2 separate regions of the Homo sapiens genome follow, and region 1 is linked to region 2. A link is an interaction called in ENCODE POLR2A ChIA-PET data of the cell type or tissue named here. Cell type or tissue: OCI-LY7. All regions are shown on one strand. Each heading gives the region's core, and the rest is flanking DNA. Links, peaks and the distances in the headings are about the cores only. Region 1 overlaps DNAJB1 (DnaJ heat shock protein family (Hsp40) member B1). Region 2 has its middle 5.6 kb from the start of RLN3.

Evidence for each region. ChIA-PET counts read pairs that join two places held together with the same protein. Peaks named below come from ENCODE experiments on the same cell type or tissue, not always from the same donor. Only the 100,000 strongest peaks of a DNase experiment are listed, where the experiment ranks them.
Region 1: POLR2A ChIA-PET joins it to region 2 with 5 read pairs; 5 of 35 experiments call an interaction of 5 or more read pairs at or near these places.

Annotation. Positions count from the first base shown.
Region 1 is chr19:14,506,277-14,516,052 of GRCh38, reverse strand. DNAJB1 (DnaJ heat shock protein family (Hsp40) member B1) reads left to right here. Exons shown (of 3, transcript NM_006145.3): 3 at 1-1,284. The coding sequence ends at 113. Among named protein-coding and RNA genes, the nearest start is that of DNAJB1, 7.2 kb to the left of the region's middle. In OCI-LY7, for the core only: no CTCF peak of the experiment used is centred there; no DNase peak of the experiment used is centred there; H3K27ac peaks cover 252 bases.
Region 2 is chr19:14,017,686-14,027,495 of GRCh38, reverse strand. No RefSeq gene overlaps it. Among named protein-coding and RNA genes, the nearest start is that of RLN3, 5.6 kb to the left of the region's middle. RefSeq lists enhancers at 2,983-3,483, 3,484-3,984 and a cis regulatory region at 3,581-3,980. In OCI-LY7, for the core only: no CTCF peak of the experiment used is centred there; DNase peaks (open chromatin) are centred at 8,165 and 8,565; H3K4me3 peaks cover 489 bases; H3K27ac peaks cover 1,538 bases.

The sequences.
Region 1 (9,776 bases), core at 1,962-4,461, 490 kb before region 2:
TCCCCAAAACACCCGAGAAACGTGGGGACCTCATTATTGAGTTTGAAGTGATCTTCCCCGAAAGGATTCCCCAGACATCAAGAACCGTACTTGAGCAGGTTCTTCCAATATAGCTATCTGAGCTCCCCAAGGACTGACCAGGGACCTTTCCAGAGCTCAAGGATTTCTGGACCTTTCTACCAGTTGTGGACCATGAGAGGGTGGGAGGGCCCAGGGAGGGCTTTCGTACTGCTGAATGTTTTCCAGAGCATATATTACAATCTTTCAAAGTCGCACACTAGACTTCAGTGGTTTTTCGAGCTATAGGGCATCAGGTGGTGGGAACAGCAGGAAAAGGCATTCCAGTCTGCCCCACTGGGTCTGGCAGCCCTCCCGGGATGGGCCCACATCCACCTCCAGTCCCTGGCCAGGGGTGAGAGGCAGACCAGCAGATGGACTTGATCCCTCTGTGTCTTTTTGCTTCTGGCTGGTAGATAATGTCAACCTGCAGTCTTGATTCCCAGACCCTGTACACTCCTCCTTTTCTGTTGTGTGATCAGTTTGTGCTTTATTCTGTATTTGTCTCCCATGTCTTGCTCTTCTCCTGGAGAATTCTGTCTTCTCTTTGGCCATCTCAAATTGAGAACCTAAACTATTCCTGCAGAACTGCCTGGTTGGCGTCCACAAGCAATACCTCTCGTTCCAGCAGGACCAAGGGAGCCAGCCTCCAGTGAGTGACTCCAGCAAGTGCAGCCACCTCTCCCTTGATGGTCTGGGAGCCTGGCCTCAGCAAGGGGCCTTCCTGACCTCTGGCTCCAGTGAAGCTGAATGTCCTCACTTTGTGGGTCACACTCTTTACATTTCTGTAAGGCAATCTTGGCACACGTGGGGCTTACCAGTGGCCCAGGTAATTTTTTGTTTCATGGACTATGGACTCTTTCAAAGGGATCTGATCCTTTTGAATTTTGCACAGCCCTAGATACAATCCCTTTTGATAAAAGGGTCTTTGCTTCTGATTACAGGAGCACTGTGGAACGTCTGTAAATATGTTTTTATAATTCCATGTATAGTTGGTGTACACTCAAAACCTGTCCCCGGCAGCCAGTGCTCTCTGTATAGGGCCATAATGGAATTCTGAAGAAATCTTGGGGAGGGAAGGGGAGTTGGAACAAATGTCTGTTCCCTGGAGGCCAGTCCAGTGCTCAGACCTTTAGACTCATTGTAAGTTGCCACTGCCAACATGAGACCAAAGTGTGTGACTAGTCAATGAAGTGCGACAGCATTAAAGACTGATGCTAAACCTCAGGGGAGCGGTCCTGTGACTCTGTTTGAGGGTTCTGCTGGTTTTGGGGGTGGAGTGGGGAGCTGGGCATCCTTCCAAATTCAATCAAGGTGAGAGGGTGGGATGGGCAGGAGGCAAGTGCCCTGCAAGGGAAACGTAAGTCTCCCTTCCTCAGCCATAAGTGGGTTGGAGAACTTCTACCCAGACTCGGGGTCCAAAAAACCAGAGACCCAAGCACAGTGGCCTTGGGGATCATTTTTTGATGAAGGTTGGAGTCAAAGTAGCGGTGGGGAGAGGCAGGGTCTGGCTCCTAATTCTGCCTTTCTTCAGGGTCCCTGGCTTTTTCAGCAGACCTTGGCTCTGGGGCCAAGGGGCCAACCCAGGGTCTGGCCTCTTAATTCCTTATCACTCCTTCCCTGCTAGAACGGGCTGGGCGTCCTGAAGGCTGGCCAAACCGGAGCTCAAGGTCCTGCCCAGGACTAGCCCCACTGTAGAGAGGACCCATTTCCTGCCTTGGCTTTATTTGCAGGCTACTAAAGCTGCTTTTACTTTGTAACTTTCTTTAAAATAACTGGTTTTATTATAAAGTAATTGCTCAGGCTTAAAACAATGTATTGCTGCTTTGTTACAAAATGTTCTAAAGTGGAAACACTGTATATAGACCAGGAGCAGTGGCTCAGGCATGTAATCCCAGTACTTTGGGAGGCCAAGGTGGGTAGATCCCTTGAGCTCAGGAGTTTGAGACCAGCCTAGACAACATTGTGAAACCCCATCTCTACAAAATTTAAAAATTCAGCCGGAGAATGCAGCGTACACCTGTAGGGCCAGCTATTTATGGGACTGAGGCAGGAGGATCAATTGAGCCCAAGAGGTGGAGGCAGTAGCAAGCTGTGTTTGTGCCACTGCACTCCAACCTGGGTGACAAAGTGAGACCCTGTATCAAGAAAAAAAAACTAAAACACAGTATCCAAAAGTCAAACTGGGCCAGACGCAGTGGCTCACACCTGTAATCCCAGCACTTTGGGAGGCCAAGGCGGGCAGATCACCTGAGGTCAGGAGTTTCAGACCAGCCTGGCCAACATGGTGAAACCCCGTCTCTATTAAAACAAAAAGCCAGGCGTGGTGCACGTACCTGTAGTCCCATTTACTCAGGAGGCTGAGGCAGGAGAATCACTTGAACATGGGAGGCAGAGGTTGCAGTGAGCAAAGATCCCACCACTGCACTCCAGCCTGGGTGACAGAGCGAGGCTGTGTCTCACAAAAAAGTGTCAAGCTAAGAGTTGCTTTCCCTTCCCACTGAAACAGTTGAAGCGCTGAAAACAGGCTAGGGGCAGCCCTGCCAGTCCAGGAGAACTTTCTGCAATGACTAGAACGTTCTATATACCGTTTACTTAAACATCTTACAAATTCAATAAAATTAGAATCAGTTCCTCAGTCCTGCCACACTTCAGTTGCTTAGCAGCCACACATGTATGTGGCCAGTGGCAACTGTTGGACAAGTCAAGTCTAGAGGGCTTTTCCCTAAAGACATTGCAGGGGTGACTTTGAAGAGCAGCCACATTAAGCCAGGAGACGCCAGCCCAATCAGGAGGTGACCCTGGAATATCAAGAGCTAAGAGATGTTTACCAAAGTATCCCACACGCCAAGGTCACATTTATTGCGGAACTGACCTGACCTCATTGGTGACACAAATCCCAGGGCTGCCATCCCCACCCCCAAGTCTCCATTATACACCAAGTCCCTGTGAACTTCATACTGAAGTGTCACAAACATAAAGGTGCACGAAGCCTTGAGGTATATACAATTCTGGGAACTTCACAAAAAACACGGCCAAGCAACCTACCAGGTAGCAGTGTGAGGAGTGGGACGGTGGGATTTTGAGGGGAAAATCTTGGTGGTAAAAGGGCCCAAAGACCTTTCACACATGCATTTTTTTGCTCAAAGGCCACTACTTGGCTTGTCTATCTTGGCCGGATATCTGGTGCACCCACATGCAAACTTTTCCCAAAGTCTTGGGCTTGTTTTTTTTTTTTTTTTTTTTCAGACAGAGTCTCGCTCTATCCAAGCTGGAGCGCGGTGGTGCAATCTCGGCTCACTGCGATCTCCACCTTCCAGGTTCAAGCAATTCTCAGCCTTCCAAGTAGCTGAGATTACAGGCGTGCGCCACCACGCCAGGCTAATTTTTGTATTCTTAGTATAGAGATGGGGTTTCACCATGTTGGCCAGGCTGGCCTCAAACTCCTGACCTCAAGTGATCGGCGCCCCCTCGGCCTCACAAAGTGCTGGGATTACAGGTGTGAGCCACCGCACTCAGGATTTTTTTTTTAATTTCTTTTTTTGAAGACAGGATTTCACTCTGTTGTCCAGGCTGGAGTGCAGTGGTAGGATCATAGCTCACTGCAGCCTCAAACTCCTGGGCTCAAGCAATCCTCCCGCCTCTCAACCTCTTGAGTAGCTAGGACCACAGGCACTCCACACCACAACCAGCCAATTTGTCTAATTTTTGTAGAGATGATTTGTTGATATGTTAACTTTTTTGCGGGGAGGGGGATGGAGTCTTGCTCTGTTGCCTAGGCTGGAGTGCAGTGGTGCAATCTTGGCTCACTACAACCTCCACTTCCCGGGTTCAAGTGATTCTCCTGTCTCAGCCTCCTGAGTAGCTGGGACTACAGGCACATGACATCACGCCCAGCTAATTTTTGTATTTTTACTAGAGATGGGGTTTCATCATGTTGGTCGGGATGGTCTTGATCTCTTGACCTCGTGATGTGCCTGCTTTGGCCTCCCAAAGTGCTGGGATTACAGGCGTGAGCCACTTCTACCTTCCTTTTTTTTTTTTTTTTTTTTTAATTTTTTTTCCTGAGACGGAATCTTGCTCTTTTGCCCATGCTGGAGTGCAGTGGCGCAATCTCGGCTCACTGCAACCTCTGCCTCCTGGGTTCAAGCGATTCTCCTGCCTCAGCCTCCCGAGTAACTGGGATTACAGGCGTGTGCTACCATGCCTGGTTAATTTTTTATTTTTAGTAGAGACTGGGTTTCACCATGTTGGCCAGGCTGGTCTTGAACTCCTGACCTCAAGTGATCCACCTGCCTCGGCCTCCCAAAGTGCTGGGATGACAGGCGTGAACCTGCGCTGGCCGATATCTTGATATCTTGATATGTTGCTCTGGCCCCAAGCGATTCTCCCACCTTGGCCTCCCAAAGCTCTGGGATTATAGGCTCAGCCTTGGGCTTTCTTTAATGGATTTATTTCACTTTTCCATGCTGCATCTCTGATCAGGTCTCAGAGCTCCTTCCATGACAGGACGTGTGCAACTGACTCATTCTTTGACCCACCTGCATTACAATACCAGCAGTGTTTTTTTTTTATAATCATAGAACAGCACTCAATAGGTCCATTTGGCCTATGGTGAAAAGCCGAGTCCTCCCATCCTTCCCCTGGCCCTGAAGTTCCCCATCCTACTGCACCACTATAGACACTGGCATTGGCATCACAGATTTTTTTTTTTTTTTTTCCTTTTCTCATTTTTGAGACAGAGTCTCGGTCTGTCGCCAAGGCTGGAGTGCAGTGGTGCAATCTCGGCTCACTGCAACCTCTGCCTCCCAGGCTCAAACGACCCTCCTGGCTCAGCTTCCCTAGTAGCTGGGATTACAGGCGCGTACCACCACGCCCGGCTAATTTTTGTATTTTTAGTGGAGACAGGATTTCATCATGTTGGCCCAGGCTAGTCTCAAACTCCTGACCTCAAGTGATCCGCCCACCTCAGCCTCCCAAAGTGCTGGGATGACAGGCGTGAGTCACTGCACCCGGCCTTTTTTTCCTTTTTTAAAAAAACCATTTTTGTGCTTCCTCCAAGAGATGAGTCTGTGCTTACATAAGCATAAACACAATTTCTAAATTTTCAGTTTTATTTTTTGACTGTGTAATCACAATACAACACTGGAAAGGATACAGAGAGTGAAAGTCCTCCCTCCCACCCTACCATCCGATTCCACACCCCCGAACTGGATACGAATGTTCCCCGTCTCTCCTGCGCCTTTCCTGAGATGCTGCGGGGAATACATTTTTCTTTTTTTACACAAGGAGTACATACTGTACACTCCGCTTTTTTTTTTTTTTTTTCTCACACAAGATGCTGTGAACATAAAGAGCTTCCTCATTCCTGTGCTATTCCCCACCTTTATTCTGGCAGGTCCACCCAGCTGGGTGTGAAGATCTAAATTAGTGTTTGGCGACCCCTGACTCCTCTCACATCGTTCTTGCTTCCGGATTTGAGTCCCAGTTTGATTGCTTGCTTTTGTTTTTTTTCTTTTCTTTTCTTTTCTTTTCTTTCTTTTTTTTTTTTTTTTTTTTGACACGGAGTCTTGCCCTGTCACCCAGGCTGGAGTACAATGATGCAATCTCAGCTCACTGCAACCTCCGCCTCCCAAGTTCAAACAATTATCCTGCCTCAGCCTTCCGAGTAGTTGGGATTACAGGCACCCGCCACCACACCCAGCTAATTTTTGTATTTTTAGTAGAGATGGGGTTTCACCGTGTTGGTCAGGCTGGTCTCGAACTCCTGACCTCAGGTGATCCACCCTCCTAAAACGTTAGCTGAGCATTAGCCAGGTGTGGTGGCTCATGCTTGTAATCCCAGCTCTTTGGGAGGCCGAGGCGGATGGATCACTTGAGGTCAAGAGTTCAAGACCAGCCTGGCCAACGTGGTGAAACTCTGTCTCTACTAAAAATACAAAGCTGGGCGTGGTGGCAGGTGCCTGTAATCCCAGCTACTCAGGAGGCTGAGGCAGGAGAATCGCTTGAAACTGGGAGGTAGAGGCTGCAGTAAGCCCAGATCCCACCACTGCACACCAGCCTGGGTGACAGAGCAAGACTCTGTCTCGAAAAAAAAAAACAGAAGAAACGGGAAACAGAAGTGCAGCTCTCATAGAGATGCTGTGACATCTGGGTGAGTTAGTGCATTTAGGAAACAAAAGAACATAGCGATGAAGAACCCAGCTTCTGGGGTAGGGGGGTGCCAAGTCCAAGTTCTGCTCACCACATTTCCTCAAACAAATGACAAAACCTTTCAGAGCCTCAGTTTCTTCCCATGTATAACAGGACTAATCAAACATCGCAGCCCCTCCTTTCTCACTCTTCTGGAGCTAGAACTCAGACAGCTAATCCCTGAGAAGCGCTTTATCCAGGCCAGGAATAGAGCAAGTGTGAATAACATTAGCAAATATATCTAAAGCACTTGGCAGAAAACCTGCCCCAGGCCAGGCGGAGCAGGTCATGCCTGTAATCCCAGCACTATGGGAGACCACCATGGGTGGATCATTTGAGGTCAGGAGTTCGAGACCAGCCTGGCCAATGTGGTGAAACCCCATCTCTACTAAAAACTGAAACATTATATCTAAAAGTCAAGCTGGGCCGGGCACAGTGGCTCATGCCTGTAATCCCAGCACTTTGGGAGGCCAAGGCGGATGGCTCACCTGAGGTCAGGAGTTTCAGACCAGCCTGGCCAGCACAGTGAAACCCCGTCTCTACTAAAATTACAAAAATTCGCTGGGCATGGTGGCAGGCACCTGTAACCCCAGCTACTCCAGTGGCTGAGGCAGGAGAATTGCTTGAACCCAGGAGACAGAGGTTGCAGTGAGCTGAGATTGCCCCACTGCACTCCAGCCTTGGTGACAGAGTGAAACTCTGTCTCAAAAAAAAAAAAAAAGGAAAGAATAAAGGAAATCTCAATGCACCAAACTTCCACTAAATACTAAAAATGGGCCAGGCGCAGTGGCTCACGCCTGTAATCCCAGCACTTTGGGAGGCCGAGGTGGGTGGATCACCTGAGGTCAGCAGTTCGAGACCAGCCTGGACAACATGTTGAAACCCTGTCTCTACTAAAAATACAAAAATTAGCCAGGCGTGGTGGCAGGTGCCTGTAATCCCAATTACTCTGGAGGGTGAAGCAGGAGAATCGCTTGGACCTAGAAGGTGGAGGTTGCACTGAGCCAAGATTGTGCCACTGCACTCCAGCCTCGGTGACAGAGCAACACTCTGTCAAAAAAAAAGAAAGAAAGAAAGAAAGAAAAAAAAAACACCTAAAAATGGCACAACACAAACAAGAAGCATCTATCTATATTCTCTATTAAAATCTAGGCCTTGGCTGGGTACGGTGGCTTGCGCCTGTAATCCTAGAACTTTGGAAGGCTCAGCTGGGTGGATCACCTGAGGTCGAAATCTCGCCACTGCACTCCAGCCTGGGCGACAGAGTAAGACACTGTCTCAAAAAAAAAAAACAAAAAAACTAGGCCTTAAAGAGCATGCACTCATCTTCTCTCCCACAGACCTGAGAGCACTTTCTTTCTTTTTTTTTTTTTTTTTGAGAAGGAGTCTCACTCTGTCACCTAGGATGGAGTGCAGTGGCGCAATCTTGGCTCACTGCAACCTCTGCCCCCGAGGTTCAAGCGATTCTCCTGCCTCAGCCTCCTGGGTAGCTGGGATTACAGGTGCATGCTGCCACGCCCAGCTAATTTTTTATATTTTAGTAGAGACAGGGTTTCACCATGTTACCCAGGCTGGTCTCGAACTCTTGAGCTCAGGCAATCCACCCGCCTCAGCCTCACAAAGTGCTAGGATTACAGGCGTGAGCCACCCCTCCTGGCTGAAAGTACTTTCATAGTCTGTTGACATCACACTTGCCCAAGGGGAAGCAGAGGCTGATTTCTCAAACTCCCTGATTATTAGTTGAGACACCTTCCCTCTTTGTCAGTGGGGCAGGAGAGACAACGGCAGGAGAATACTAAAAAATGTCCCCCGCTTTGTGGCAACTGTGAGTTCCCTTGAGGTCACCAACTACATCCTAATAATCTGTATCACCAGTTGCCAGAGTGATGCTTGCCCCGGAACTGACCCTTTGAGTGTTTGTTAAGTGAGTAATTAAGTGACAAAGTAATTCAGACAAGAGGACCTGCAACATTTTTCCTACGATAGTTCATGTCATGGTATGTGCAGAGGAAGGATAACCCAGCCCTCGGGTCAGCTAGTAGTCCCCACCACCCTTGCCAGGGACCCCACCCCCATACCCCAATTCCTTCAGCTTTCCCACCAGGGAGAAGCAGATATTCAGTCCGGGAGAGCCCCTCTTTCCTGAGGGACCTGTTTCTTTTTTTCTTTTTCTTTTCTTTTTGTTTTTTTTTTTTTTTTTGAGACCGATACTTGCTCTGTCATCCAGGCTGGGGTGCAGTGGCATGATCTCAGCTCACTGCAACACCTACCTCCCAGATTCAAGCAATTCTCATGCCTCAGCCTCTTGAGTAGCTGCGACTACCGGCACCCACCATCACGCCCAGCTAATTTTTGTAATTTTAGTAGCAACGTGGTTTCACCATGTTGGCCAGGCTGGTCTCGAACTCCCGACCTCAGGTGATCTGCCTTACCTCGGCCTCCCAAAGTGCTGGGATTACAGGCGTGAGCCACCGCGCCTGGCATGGGGGACCTGTTTCTACTTCACAATCTGTAGACTAGTCTATGGGCACAGTTCCTGAGGGACACCTCAGTGCTAGGCTCAGGAGATGCGCCAAGCAGAAAACTTGGCCATCTGGCATAGGGGAGGGAGGATGGAGCTCGTGAAACTCACAGTCTCCTAGGAAACACACCTGTGGGTTTCCGTTTCCTAGGGCTGCCACAACAAACTGGGTGGCTTCAAACGACAAGTAATTTGTTGTTGGTGGTGGTGGTGTTGAGACAGAGTCTCACTCTGTCGCCCAGGCTGGAGTGCAGTGGCGCGATCTCAGCTCACTGCAGCACCCGCCTGCCAGGTTCAAGTGATTCTCCTGCTTCAGCCTCCCAAGTAGCTGGGATTACAGGCACACATCACCACGCCCAGCTAATATTTTGTATTTTTAGTAGGGATAGGGTTTCACCATATTAGCCAGGCTGGTGTCGAACTCCTGACCTCAGGTGATCTGCCCGCCTCGGCCTCCCAAAGTGCTGGGATGACAGGCATGAGCCACTGCACCCAGCTTGCTTGTTTGTTTTGAGACAGGATCTCACTCTGTTGCCCAGGCTGGAGTGCAATGGCACAATCAGGGCTTACTGTAGCCTCGATCTCTTGGGCTCAAGCGATCCTCCTATCTCAGCCTCCCAAGTAGCTGAGACCACAGGCATGCACCATCATGCCAGCGTAATTTTTAAATTTTTTGTAGAGACAGGGTCTCACTGTGTTGCCCAAGCTGGCCTCAAACTCCTGGGCTCAAGCAATTCTCCTGCGTTGGCTTCCCAAAGTGCTGGGATTACAAGCATGAGCCCCTGTACCTGGCATTAACAAGTGAGGACGGCTTTCTCCTGGCTTCTGGTGGTTTCAGCAATCCTTAGCCTCCTTGGGCTTGTAGCTGCATCGCTCCAATCTCTGCCGCTGCCGTCCCGTGGCCCTCCCCTCTGTGTGTCTTTGTGTCTTCTCCTTTTCCATCTCTTATAAGGACACCCATCATTGGATTTCGGGGCCAGCCACCCTAATCCAGGATGATCTCATC
Region 2 (9,810 bases), core at 6,610-9,109:
TGGGATTACAGATATGAGCCACAGCCCTCAGCTGCTCAAAGCATTTTATATCTCTGTAATGTATTTGATTCTCCCAACAACCCAGGGTAATGGTTCTCAAATGTGAGTGAGCTTCAGAATCTTTGGGTAGGCTTGTTAAAACAGAAATCAGGCCAGGCGCGGTGGCTCACGCCTGTAATCCCAGCACTTTGGGAGGCCATGGCAGGAGGATTACCTGAGGTCCGGAGTTCGAGACCAGCCTGGCCAACATGGTGAAACCCCGCCTCTACTAAAAATACAAAAAATTAGCCGGGTGTGGTGGCTCATGTCTGTAGCCCCAGCTCCTTGGGAGGCTGAGGCAGGAGAATTGCTTGAACCTGGGAGGTGGAGGTTGCAGTGAGCTGAGATGGCGCCACTGCACTTCAGCCTGGGCAACAGAGTGAGACTCTGTCTCAAAAACAAACAAACAAAACACATATCTTTGTGTCCTACCTGCAGAGCTCCTGACTCAACAGGTATGGAACATATCTAAGAATCTGCATTTCCAACCAGTTCCCAGGTGACATTGATCCTGCTGGTTCAGAAACCAGACTTTTTTTTTTTTCTTTTTTTCAGAGACAGGGTCTGGCTATGTTGCCCAGGCTGGATTGTAGTGGTGGCAACATAGCTCACTGCAGCCTTGAATTCCCGGGTTCAAATGATCCTCCCACCTCAGCCTCCTAAGTAGCTGGGACTACAGGTGTGTACCACCATGCTCAGCTAATTTTTGTATTTTTTGTAGAGATGAGACCTCACAATGTTGCCCGGGCTGGTCTCAAACTCTTGGACTCAAGGGACCCAAATGCGTCAGACTCTCGAAGTGCTGGGATTGGCTGGACACAGTGGTTCACACCTGTAATCCCAGCACTTTGGGAGGTCGAGGCGGGTGGATCACCTGAGGTCAGGAGTTTGAGACCAGCCTGGCCAACATGATGAAACCCTGTCTCTATTAAAAATATAAAAATTAGCCGGGCATGGTGGCGGGTGCCTGTAATCCCAGCTACTGAGAAGGCTGAGGCAGGAGAATCGCTTGAACCCAGGAGGCAGAGGTTGCAGTGAGCCAAGATTGTGTCATTGCACTCCAGCCTGGAGCACCACGCCCAGCCCAGAAACCACAGTTTCTTTCTTTCTTTTTTTTTTTTTTTTGAGATGGAGTCTCGCACTGTCGCCCAGGCTGGAGTGCAGTGGCATGATCTCGGCTCACTGCAAGCTCCCCACTTCCCAGGTTCACGCCATTCTCCTGCCTCAGCCTCCCGAGTAGCTGGGACTACAGGCGCCCGCCACCACGCCCGGCTAATTTTTTGTATTTTTAGTAGAGACGGGGTTTCACTGTGTTAGCCAGGATGGTCTCGATCTCCTGACCTCGTGATCCGCCCGCCTCGACCTCCCAAAGTGCTGGGATTACAGGCGTGAGACACTGCGCCCGGCGGAAACCACACTTTTAAGAGCATGGGGTTATGAATTCAGGACTAAGATAATTCTCATATTACAAATGAGGAAACGGAGACACAGAAGGGTGTCCTGAGGCAGCAGATCCTAACGTTTTTGACGCCAGAAACCGGTTTCGTGGAAGACAATTTTTCCATGGATGGAGTGTCAAGTGGATGGTTTCGGGATGATTCAAGCGTATCACTTTTTTTTTTTTTTTTTTTTTTTTTGAGATGGAGTCTTGCTGTGTCACCAGGCTGGAGTGCAATGGCGCAATCTTGGCTCACTGCAACTTCTGCCTCCCAGGTTCAAGCGATTCTCCTGCCTCAGCTTCCGAGTAGCTGGGACTACAGGCATATGCCACCACGCCCAGCTAATTTTTGTATTTTTAGTAGAGACGAGGTTTCACCATGTTGTCCAGGTTGGTCCCGATCTCTTGACCTCATGATCCGTCCACCTCGGCCTCCCAAAGTGCTGGGACTACAGGCATGAGCCACCGCGCCTGGCCAAGCGCATCACATTTATTGTGCACTTTATTTCTATTATTATTATACTGTAGTTGTATATTGAAATAATCATACAACTCACCATAATGTAAAATTAGTGGCAGTGGCCAGGCACAGTGGCTCATGCCTGTAATCCTAGAACTTTGGGCAGCTGAGGCGGGCGAGTCACTTGAGGTCAGGAGTTCGAGACCAGCCTGGCCGACATGGTCAAACCCCATCTCTACTAATAGTACAAAAATTAGCTGGGCATGGTGGCACATGCCTGTAATCCCAGTTACTCAGGAGTCTGAGGCAGGAGACTCACTTGAACCCAGGAGGCAGAGTCTGCAGTGAGCCGAGATTGAGCCACTGTGCATCAGCGTGGGCGACAGAGTGAGACTTTGTCACAAAAAATAATCATCATCATCATAATAAAATAAAAATATATATATTGAGAGGCTGGGAATGATGGCTCACGCCTGTAATTCCGGAACTTTGGGCAGCCAAGGCAGGAGGATTGCTTGAACCCAAGAGTTCCAGACCAGCCTGGGCAACAGGTGAAACCCCACCTCTACAAATAATGTAAAAATTAGCCAGGTGTGGTGGCACACATCTGTGATCCCAGCTACTCAGGAGGCTGAGGTGGGAAGATCACTTTTGCCTAAGCGTTCAAGGCTGCCATGAGCTGAGATTGCATCACTGCACTCCAGCCTGTACAACGGAGCCAAACCTTGTCTAAAAAAAAAAAAAATTGAGGCCGGGCATGGTGGCTCATGCCTGTAATCCCAGCACTTTGGGAGGCTGAGGAGGACGGATCACTTGAGGTCAAGAGTTTGAGACCAGCCTGGCCAACACGGTGAAACCCGTCTCTACTAAAAATACAAAAATTTGCTGGGCATGGTGGCAGATGCCTGTAATCCCAGCTACTCAGGAGGCTGAGGCAGGAGAATCTCTTGAACCTGGGAGTCGGAGGATGCAGTGAGCGGAGATCACGCCATTGCACTCCAGCCTGGGCAACAAGAGCGAAACTCTGTCTCAAAAAAAAAAAAAAAAAGAGAGAGATAACATCCATATAAAATAAAACTAACCAGGCCAGGTACGGTGGCTCACGTCTGTAATCCCAGCACTTTGGGAGGCCAAGGCGGGCAGATCACTTGAGTTCAGGAGTTTGAGACCAGCCTGTCCACCGTAGTGTAAAACCCAGTCTCTAACAAAAATACAAAAATTAGCCAGGTGGGAAACAGGTGGTTTACAAATGTAAACCACTGCGGCCAGTCTTTCTTTTTTAAAGAGATGAGGCCTAACTATGTTGCCCAGGCTGATCTGGAACTCCTGAGCTCAAGTGATCCTCCCCCTTTGGCCTCCCAAAGTGCTAGGACTACAGGCATGAGCCACCAGGCACAGCTATGTTAATGTCAATTTCACCTCGACTTTAAAACACAGCAAAAACAAGGGCTCTGGTAAGGGGGGCAAGCTTGGCTTCAAATTCCACCTCTGCCTCTTTCCTGCTGTGTGACCTTGGCCAAGTCACTTAAACTCTCTGTGCCTTGGTTTCCTCACTTGCAAAATGGGAAAGATTTAATGAGTGAGTCAAATTTTTACAACAATCTCCTGCATGAAGTAAGTGCTGTTTAAATGTTATTTCTACTGGACACGTTCCCTTTGGATTAGAACTTCATCTCTTTGTCCTTTTCTCTGTCACAAACTCCTGGCCCCAGTTGCCTGCTGTGGATGTCACAGGCCAAGGGCAACCTTCCGGAGGCAGAGGTCACCTCTGATTGCTCTGTTTCTAAAGGGCTGGTGAATAATACTCTCTTCCCCTCGGCCTCTTCTCCAGGAACTTCCTGTAGGGAGGTACCCTCCTGCCCTTTTCTCCTGCGCCCCCAGTGCCTGGCCTGGGGAAGAACAAGCATTCAGGAAATATCTGCTGCCTGCCTGCCTGACTTAACTGATGGGCCTCAAACCAGAAGCCTCTTTTTTCTTTTTCTTTTCTTTTTTTTTTTTTTTTGACACAGGGTCTCACTCTGTCGCTCAGACTGGAGTGCAATGGAGTGATCTCGGCTCATCGCAGCCTCTGTCTCCAGGGTTCAAGCTATTCATGTGCCTCAGCCTCCCAAGTAGCTAGGACTGCAGGTGTGCGCCACCATGTCTGGTTAATTTTTGTATTTTTAGTAGAGACGGGGTTTTGCCATGTTGGCCAGGCTAGCCTCAAACTCTTGATCTCAAGTGATCTGCCCACCTCAGCCTCCCAAAGTGCTGGCGTGAGTCACTGCACCCAGCCCAGAAGCGTCTTTTGTGTCTCACATAGAATCAGAGTTTTGGGCCCAACATAGCTAGGTTCAAATCTCTGTTCCTGTGTATCCTTGGGCAAGACCCTATACCTCTCTGAGTTCATTGTGAAGATGGAGATGATAAGTATACCTGCTTCATGAGCCTCTTGGGGACTTTGGTGAAATTCTATAGAGTCCTAAGCATTCTGCACAGCACTCGTCGGTGTGGTGTGTAAATGGTGATCTGCAGAAATCTATGTCCACATCCTAAACCCTGGGATCTATAAATGTGATCTTACTAGAAAAAAGTATTTGAAACCAAGTGCGGTGGCTCACACCTGTAATCCCAGCACACTGGGAGGCCAAGGAGGACGGATCACCTGGGGTCAGGAGTTTGAGACCAGCCTGGCCAACACAGTGAAACCCTGTCTCTACTAAAAAATAAAAAAATTAGTCAGGCACGGTGGCAGGTGCCTGTAATCTCAGCTACTCAGGAGGCTGAGGCAGGAGGATTGCTTGAGCCCAGAAGGTCACGGCTGCAGTGAGCCATGATTGTGTCACCCAGCTTGGGTGACAGAGATCCTATCTTAAAACAAAACAAAACAAAACCTTAGCCAGGTGAGGTGATGTGTGCCTGTATTTCCAGCTACTTAGGAAGCTGAGGCCGGAGGAACACTTGAGCGTAAGAGTTTAAGACCAGCCTGGGCAAAATGTCAAGATCTGGCCTTTAAAAAATAGAAAATATTAGCCAGGCATGCATGCCTGTGGTCTCAGCTACTTGGAAGACCAAGGCAGGAGGATTGCTAGAGGCCAGGAGTTCCACACCAGCTTGGACAATACAGTGACACTCCCGTCTCTACAAATACAAAAATTAGCTGGGTATGGTGGTGTGTTCCTGTAGTCCCCTACACAGGAGGCTGAGGTGGGAGGATCGCTTGAGCCCAGGAATTTGAGACTGTAGTGAGCTGGGATGGTGTCACTGCACTCCAGCCTCGGCAACAGAGTGAGACCCTGTCTCAAAAAAAAAAAAGAAAGAAAGAAAAAGAAAAAGAGCTTTTGCAAATGTAATTAAGAATCTTTAGATGGCCTTGGGGGGTGGCTCATGCCTGTAATCCCAGGACTTCAGGAAGCTGAGGCAGGCAGATCACCTGAGGTCAGGAGTTCCAGACCAGCCTGGCCAACATGGTGAAACCCGGTCTCTACTGAAAATACAAAAATTAGCTGGGTGTGGTGACGGGCACCTGTAATATGAGCTACTCAGGAGGCTGATCCAGGAGAATCGCTTGAACCCGGGAGTCGGAGGTTGCATTGAACCCAGATCGCATGCCACTGCACTCCAGTCTGAGCAACACAGTGAGACTCCATTAAAAAAAAATTAAAAAGAACCTTAAGATGAGCTCAACCTGGATTATCTTCGTGGGCCCTAAATCCAATTATGAGTGTCCTTTTAAAAAACAAAAGAGTTGAAGACACAGACAAAAGAGGAAAGTTCATATGAAGACAGAGGCAGAAATTGGCTTAATGCCATTGAGGAAGCCAAGGAAGGCCTGGAGCCTCCAGAAGCTGGAAGAGGCAAGGAGGGACCCTCCCCTAGAGGCCTCAGAGGGGGCGCGGCCCTGCGACGCCTGCATTTCAGACTCCTGACAACCAGAACAGGAAGGGAATAAATGTTCATTGGTGTAAGCCACCTGGTTTGTGGACACTGGTTACAGCAGCTACAGTGAAATGAATATAGTCAGAACGGGAAATGTCACCTGCTAGGAATATGGGTGTCATGATGATTTTGTTCACTATAAAAATGCAAGCCAATTTTGCCAATTCTAAATAAAGCCCTGATTTCCAAACTTTATATATATAATATATATTTATAAGTTTATAAAATTATTATGATATACATTTATAAATTATAATATATCTATAATATACATAACATCTATAACATATAAATATATTTATATATCATATAATAAACATATTATATAATATGCATATATCATAATAAACATAATATGCATATATCATATATAAACATATTATATAATATGTTTATATATTATATAAACATATATAATATACTTATATATTGTATAATATATATTATATAAGTATACTTATATATTATAGATGTTATATATTATACTATATTCTATTATATAATATACTTATATATTATATAGAAATACATTTATATATTTATATATAAATATATTATAATTATAATAATATAGTATATTATAATATATAAATATATTCTACATAAATATATATGATATATTTATATATTTATATATATAATATAAATAGGTTATATAATATATTATATATATTTATATTTATGTATAATATATATATTTATTTTATATATATAATATATATAATATATATTATAAAATATATAATAAAATATTTATATATTTATTATATTATAATACAATATATAATATATAATATAAAATTATATATTATATTATATTAAGATAAGCTCATCCTGGATTATCTGGGTGGGCCCTAAATCCAATTATGAGTGTCCTTTTAAAAAAACAAAACAGTTGAAGATACAGACTGTATATATATATATATATATAAAATATATAAATATATGTGTTATATGTAATTATTATAAAAATATACATTATATATTAAATATAATTATTATATATCATGTATGATATATAATGTATATGATATATAATGTATATTATATATCATGTATAATCTATTATATGAGATATAATTTTATATTTATGTTATACAATATATCATAGCATTTATATATAACATATTATATAACATATTTATATAATATATAAATATTTTATTTATAGAATATGTTATAATATATTAATATATTATATTATAATTAATATATTATAATGTATTATGATATATAATATATAATATGTAATATAAATATGTTATATAATGTATAATATAGATTTATATTTCCTATCTCTGGGGACATGTTAAAAAAGTATACAAAAAATATATAATATATAATATGTAATATATACATTATATATTATATGTTACATTATGCTATATAAAATAAATACATAGCATAATGTAACATATTTTTATGATATATTATTTATATAATATAAATATAGCACATATAAATATAGCCTAGGACATAATGTAACATTTTTATAATATATTAATATATTGTATACAGAAATATATGTAAATTAATACATCTTATATTAATATAATTTAATTAGTATAATATAATTAATTAATATAATATATTACCTTAATATAAATTAATATGTTGTATACATATATGTATGTATACAATATATTAACATATTATATATAAATATATATTATATATATATTGAGATGGAGTCTTGCTCTGTCATCCAGGCTGGAGTGCAGTGGCACCATCTCAGTGCACTGCAATGTCCACCTCCTGGGTTCAAGTGATTCTCCTGTCTCAGCCTCCCGAGTAGCTGAAACTACAGGCACCCGCCACCACTCCCGGCTAATTTTTGTATTTTTATTAGAGATGGTGTTTCACCATGTTGGCCAGGGTAGTCTCAAACTCTTGGCCTCAAGTGATCCACCTGCCTCAGCCTCCCAAAGTGCTGAGGTTACAGACATGAGCCACTGTGCCCAGCAATACAATAAATATATATATATATATATATATATATATATATATATATATATATATATATATATTTTTTTTTTTTTTTTTTTTTTTTTTAAGAGACTGGAGTCTCGCTGTGTTGCCAGGCTGGTCTTAGTTCCCTTTCCTAAAGTGATCGTCCCACCTCAGCCTCCCAAATAGCTGGGATTAGAGGTCTGTATCACTGCCCTCAGCTTCTCCAAACTATTTAATTTATCTTCGAATAGTTAATACATTTACATGCTTCAAAAAGCAAAGCATATAAGGTTTATGAAGCAGCATCTGCCTTCCAAGTTTCAGTTCCTCCCCTTTCTCTCATGAATAACCACAGCTCTTAATTTCCTGAGTATCTTTCCAGAATTACTTTGTACACATGAAAACAAATATGAATACAGGTTTTTTTTTTCTTTATGAGACAGGGTCTCACTCCGTTGCCCAGGCTAGAGTCAGCAGCAATATCACGGCTCACTGCAGCCTCGATCTCCCGGGCTCAAGTTATCCTCCCACCTTAGCCGCCTGAGTAGCTGGGACCACAGATGCATACCACTCTCAGCTCATTTTTAAATTTTTTGTAGAGACAGGGTCTCAGTATGTGCCCCAGGCAGGTCTCAAACTCCTAGGCTTGCTTTATTTATTTATTTATTTATTTATTTTTTGAGACAGGGTCTTACTCTATCACCCAGGCTGAAGTGCAGTAGCACCATCCCAGCTCACTGTAGCCTTGACCTCCTGGGCTCAAGTGATCCTCCTGCCTCAGCCTCCCAGAGTAGCTGAGACCACAGGCACATGTCACCACGCCCAGCTAAATTTTTTTTTTTTTTTTTTTTGCAGAAACAGGGTTTCACCATGTTGCCCAGGCTGGTCTTAAACTCCTGAGTTCAAGCAACCTGCCTGCCTCATCCTCCCAAAGTGCTGGGATTATAGGTGTGAGCCATTGTGCCCCGCCAGTATGTTAAACCCATTTTTTTCCCTCTTTGGCTTTGTCTGGCTCTGGCTCTGTCACTCAGACTGGAGTGCAGTGGCACGATCATAGCTCACTGCAGTCTCAAACCCCTGGGATCAAGCCATCTTCCCACCTCAGCTCACTACTATGCTTGGCCAATATTTTTCTTTTTCTTGTTTTTTTTTTTCTTTTTTTTTTTAGAGACAGGGCCTCAATATTTTGCCCAGGCATGAGCTGCTGCACCTGGCCTAAACATTTTTTGTTAATGTGGCAAAATACATGTAAAATTTACCGTTTTAACATTTTTTTTTTCTTTTGGCATGGAGTTTTGCTCTTGTTGCGCAGGCTGGAGTGCAATGCCGCCATCTTGACTCGCTGCAGTCTCCACCTCCCAGGTTCCAGCGATTCTCCTGTCTCAGCCTCCCGAGTAGCTGGAATTACAGGCGTGCGCCACTACATCCAGCTAATGTGTTTTGTATTTTTAGTAGAGACGGGGTTTCACCATGTTGGCCAGGCTGGTCTTGAATCCTGACCTCAGGGGATCTCCCCACCTCGGGCTCCCAAAGTGCTGGGATTACAGGCGTGAGCACTGTGTCCGGCTGTTTTAACTATTTTTAAGTGTACGATTCAGTGGCATTACCCATATTTACATTATTGTGCAATCATCCATCTCCAGAACATTTTGTCTTCCCCAACCAAAACTCTGTCCCCATTAAACACTCTCTCCGTCCTTCCTCCTTCTACCCCTGGCAACCACCATACTACTTTCTACCCCTGTGAATTTTTTTTTTTTTCTTGAGGTGGAGTTTCCCTCCCATTGCACAGTCTGGAGTGCAGTGGCGCCATCTCGGCTCACTGCAACCTCCACCTCCTGGGTTAAAGTGATTCTCCTTCCTCAGCCTCCTGAGTAGCTGGGATTACAGGCACCCGCCACTACACCCAGGTAATTTTTTTTTTTTTTTTTTTTTTTTGAAACAGAGTCTCGCTCTGTCGCCAGGCTGGAATGCAGTGGTGCGACCTCAGCTCACTGCAACCTCC